2 separate regions of the Mus musculus genome follow, and region 1 is linked to region 2. The links are chromatin loops, found by intact Hi-C in ENCODE. Cell type or tissue: gastrocnemius. All regions are shown on one strand.

Evidence for each region. Hi-C counts contacts between places; a loop is a spot of excess contacts. Peaks named below come from ENCODE experiments on the same cell type or tissue, not always from the same donor. Only the 100,000 strongest peaks of a DNase experiment are listed, where the experiment ranks them.
Region 1: a loop joins it to region 2, with 2.7 times the contacts of the local background. A loop is called at or near these places in 3 of 42 quality-filtered maps.

What each region holds. Positions count from the first base shown.
Region 1 is chr14:56,374,391-56,376,890 of GRCm38, reverse strand. It overlaps Atp12a (ATPase, H+/K+ transporting, nongastric, alpha polypeptide), which reads right to left. Exons shown (of 23, transcript NM_138652.2): 9 at 2,266-2,464; 10 at 2,022-2,131; 11 at 619-753. Among named protein-coding and RNA genes, the nearest start is that of Atp12a, 11 kb to the right of the region's middle. In gastrocnemius, a CTCF peak has its summit at 948 (motif pointing left); a DNase peak (open chromatin) is centred at 944.
Region 2 is chr14:56,574,008-56,576,507 of GRCm38, reverse strand. Parp4 (poly (ADP-ribose) polymerase family, member 4) reads right to left here and starts at 889. Exons shown (of 35, transcript NM_001145978.2): 1 at 778-889. It also overlaps a transcript of Cenpj not described here. In gastrocnemius, a CTCF peak has its summit at 982; a DNase peak (open chromatin) is centred at 853; H3K4me3 peaks cover 1,702 bases; H3K27ac peaks cover 1,528 bases.

The DNA of each region.
Region 1 (2,500 bases), 200 kb after region 2:
TAGAAAGAAAATAGGTTTGTCAGGTTTTTTTTTTCCAAGAAAAAACATCAAGTCAACCAATTAAATCAAAACTTAACCCAACCCAACCTAACCCTAACCAAAGCGCCTCCTGTGCCTCCTGTGTTGATTACCATTGTCCTTCCTTCTCTGAATGGCAGGGCAGAGCTCAGTGGCAGAGTTTGCTTAGCACACGTGAGACCCCATGCTTCAAACCCCAGCACCACCAAGAAAAAGCTCTAGAGTGAGGTGTGCTGGCATCACCTACCATGGCTACATTTATTATTCAAAGCCCAAGTCACACCCCTCACTCGTAGCCTGGCACTCTGCAGGAAATGCCATCTGCAGTAGGAAACTGGGCAGACAAGTTATGGGTCAGAACTGAAGAGGACAGTCATGATTAGAAAAGAGGAGGAGGAGGAGGAGGAGGAAGAGGAGGAGAACAACGACACCACTGGCAAACCTGACCTGGTTTGGCCAATACTCGTGCCCACATCTCCCACCCCTCCAAGGTCTTTGAAGCCAGGTCTGGTCTAGAGTATAGATTCACAAATGGATGAGTACAGAAGTTGTGTTGTTCTAGTGACAAACAAAGATTGTCAGTTGTGAGGGGAAACTCACCTGAAATTTGTTGGTAGAATTAAAAGGAATCTCAGCTACTTTGTGGTTTCTTTTCCTAATGTCCATCACATCACCCAAAATAACCTCTGAGAACTTTAGCAGAGCAGTTTCTGAGGCATCTCCAACCACAACTCTCTGGGAATCAAGAGATAAACATTAACAGCACATCAGCCCCCTAGTTCTTTTGTGACTGTTTTCAACAAACCAACTTGCCTTTAACACACCAACAACATTGACTAAGCTTATGGCCTAGCTGAAAAGACAAAGTCACCACCGAGTGGCTCTCGGCGATTGCAGGATTGCATGTAAGAACATGAAGCAATGGCGCCACCTACAGGCATGATAGAAGTTTGCACAAGCGGGAGCTCTATTGTGTAATGGGGCTTCCTGAGCTATGGTCTATATGACTAGGAGACAGATATTCAGGGGGGGTGGGGGGGAAAGTCTTCTAGAATGCACTGCCAGGGGTGTGTGGTAAGACAGTAAGCAGTCTGCCATCAAAACTCACGTAGCAGAAAACAGGGACTCACAGAAAAAAATTATGCAAACTTTGATGTAGGTAAAACTAATCAGTATTTAAAAAATTAGTGGCAGATGAAAAAGATGGAAAGGAAGGCTAAAAGCAGGGGAGGCCGGCGAGAGGTGGAGAGGTCGGCGGGAGGCTGTCTGGCAACTTAGATGCAAGAACTGATCATAATAGAAGTGTGAAATTGTGTATATTTCAAACCTACAATGGGAGGACTTGGTGGCTCACTAGGTAGAAGAAAATCAAAGATAATCTCCAAAGCCTTTGGCCCAAAGACAAGGAGAATGACTATGTCAGTGTGAACATTTTGGCATCCTGTAGACTGGAAGTCAGACTGGGCACAGAAATAACAGAGGGACAAATCAGCTTTGTGGGGGGCAGGGAGAGGGAAGGGAGGGGGAAAGAGAGGAGAGGAGAAGAGAGGGGAGGGAGGGAGAGAGGGAGAGAGGGAGAGAAGAAAGTAGGAGTGTGGTTCTTATTCAGTGTTCCAAGACCACGTGACATCCTGTATTCTAGTCAAGAGGAGGATGTGCTATGTAAGATCAGACCTCTTATTTCTATCCAACTGTATTTTGTGGTTCAGCAAATAACATTTGGGCATCAAGGAACTCTAATTATGTCCACCTAGCTTCCAGCAGTCAGGAAATCAAGTTCAAGACACATTCTGGGAATGAAAAGGAATTTGGATTTCTGACAAACATCCTTGTAACTTTTCAGTGATAGATGGAGCGAAGGAGACCTTCTGCTCATCTCCGGAGTCAGATTTGCTCTTGCCAGAGCAAACTTTGCCCAGTGGAAGAGACTAAATCAAGCAAGTAGAGCACAGAGTGACCTCGTACAGCCTGCGACATAAGACCTAGAGTGGCAGCAGCCTTACCTTCATGATGGGGACACTCTCCTGGCCTGGCCTGAACTCTGCTCGGTTACACAGTGTTATTATCTTGGACAAGGAAGCCCAGGTTCCAGAGCTTTGGTCAAAGGCTTGTTCTGGACACAGAGAAAGAACAGTGGTTAATGTGGGCGATGGGTCTGACAGGCCCTAGTCACACCCTTCAGGTAAGACCAGAGAGCCCGTTTGCTTGGGTCCTTGTCTTTGGGTTTGGATGCTCCACAAAACTCACTTGTCTGGTTTTCACTTGTATCAGCCACAAAGATCTGGTTGTCAAACCACAAGTGGGCCACAGTCATCCTGTTCTGGGTGAGGGTCCCTGTCTTATCTGAGCAGATGATGGAGGTGGAGCCAAGCGTCTCCACGGCCTCCAGGTTCTTTACCAAGCAGTTCTTCTTAGCCATCCGCTTTGCCGTCAGTGACAGGGTAACCTAGCAGGAGGGGAGAAGGATGCTTTGGGGACAATC
Region 2 (2,500 bases):
GGCTGTGATTGGCATGTAAAGTGAGTAGATTAATTAGTGGTCAAGGAAGAACGCAGTTTACTGGCTTGCTTTCTGTTTCTGCTCACCTCATACAATCCAGGACCACCTGCCCAGAAGCGGTGCCTACAGTGGGCTAAGCTCTCTTCCTTCAGTTAGCAATCAAGAAAATGCTCTGCAGACACACCCCAGAGGTCAATTTGACGGAGGCGATTTCTCAATTGAGGTTCATTTTTTTCCAGGTGCGTCAATTTAACAACCAAGAATAGCCATAGCACCGGAAGTACCTTTAGTAGGACAGAGGCATAAATCCAACCTAAGGACAAATCTACGTGGGGCGGATTTCCTGGCCTTCCCCTTTTTCATTAACATAAATTGTAACTGCCATAGGTAAGGCCTAGACAGACTAAGAATTTCTCTATTCCCAGTCTTGGCTAAAACTGCAAATTAACTCACCCCATCTTTTTTACTTATTTTTTGTCTTAATAGGACCCGGAGCTTAGTCAGATTCGGCTAAATTTCAACTCCAGACCTCAATGAGTTATTTTCTTCTACCAAAAGTTTCCTCAACTTTCAGAAAGTAAAGAAATGTTGCGTTCTGTTGCAGTTATTTTCCCAAAACAGCAGTGGGTCTGATGGCGCAGTCAACATTGACCTCCCCTCCCCTGGCACTCCCCTCCTAGGGCCGCTGACCCTGAGCCAGGCCTCAGAAGGTCAAGACCACCAGAGACTACCGGGGACCCTCGGGCTGTCAGACAGCCTCCTGGGGTACCCACGCACCTGCTCGGAGATCCCGCCTGGCCCTTCCTGGTGTCGGATGGTCCCCTCCTCCGTGCTCCGCAGCCAGCGTTCCAGCCTTGGTGCTTCCGCTCCAGGCGCAGCCGGGTTAGGTGGGGCGCGGCGGGGCGGGACCGTGGCTGCGGCTCCTGAACACCGGACCTACGCCCCTTAGAGGGATGTCCTGCGACTGTCCAGCTGGGGAGAAGGCGTGGCCTCAGCTTTCCAGATCAGCCTAGCGTTCAGGACTTTCACTTTCTTTTTCAGAGTGTAAATTGCCAGTAGGAGTAAACCCAAAATTCGAATCTGGGAGACTTGATGGATGGGGACTTTTGACAGAGAAATGATTACGGATTGGGGTTAAATAGGGTGCTGGAATCCCAGGGCAGGTAAGAAACAAATTTCCCAAAGGGGCATCAGAGAGAATTTAGGACTGAAGAGCTAGGTCATTGGTAGAAAGCTTGGCTAACATTTGTGGGCCCCTGGGTTCGATTTTCAGCAGCAACAGTGGAAGAAAATGAGAACTTCTGAGTTTGAAGCGCACAATAGCATCCATCACTAATTGGAGACGCTCAAACGATGGGTCTAGGGCTAGACAGCTCAGCTGGTTATTTGCTTCACATGTGTGGGCCCTGGGCGCTAGAATCAGAAATGTACTGAGTAGGGACTGATTTAGAAATAATTCCATTAATAATTTCAGAATATGATGAATGAAACGAGACTATAAGGTCTAGACTAGAGAATTGAATGTAAAAGGTGAATTTTGGTGACATGATTTATTGGGTGCTGTCCTCAGGTGCCAAATGATCTGGAACTTATTATGTGTACTAGGCTAGGTAGCCAGTGAGCACTAAGGATCTACCAGTCTCTTCCTCCCAGCACTGGGGTTACAAGCACATACCATTATGTGTGGCTTTATATGTATATTATATGGCTTTATATATAGTATATATAATATACTATATTTGTTTGCATGCATACACATATGTGTGCTTATGATTTCTCTTCTTCTTTGACATGACTGGGTATAGGACTCATGTCATCAGGCTTGTAGGGCAAATACTTTACCCACTGAGCCACCTAGCCAGCTTCCAGCTTTTTCCTTTTTAAAATGGTGGGGGGGTGTGTTACACTCCGGTCTTTATGCTTACCAGGCAAGCACTCTAGGGACTGAGCCACCTCCCCCTCCCTAGAAACGTCTTTACTGGACTGAGGATATGCTTCAGCAGGTTAAAGTGCTGTGTGAAGCCCTGGGTTCAGTCCCTAATACTGTATTAAAAACAGGGTTGGTGGTATATGTGTGTAGTCCCTACAGACTGGAGGTACAGACAGGAGGATCAGAAGTCAAAGATCTTTAGTGAGTTCTTAAAAAGCAAAGCAGAAAAGGAGACATTTTTACTGTACTACTAGTTTCTTGTCTTATTGCTCTGATAGAAGCAGCTTTTGGAAGGAGAGGGTGTGCTGGCTTACAGTCCTAGGGTGTACAGTCTTTCATGGCAGGGAAGGTCTGACTGCAGGAGCAGGAGGTGTCTGATCGCATCTTGCCCACAGTCAGAGGGTAATAAGTGAAATGATGAGTATTGTCTGCTTTCCCTTTAATTCCATTCAGGTCCTTAGCCCATGGGATGATGCCACTCATGGTTTTGGCACAGCTTATCAATGGGGGTGGGGGTGGGGTCACACAGTCAACAGTTGAATAATGTGCTGTGTGCTACTTATTTTAATT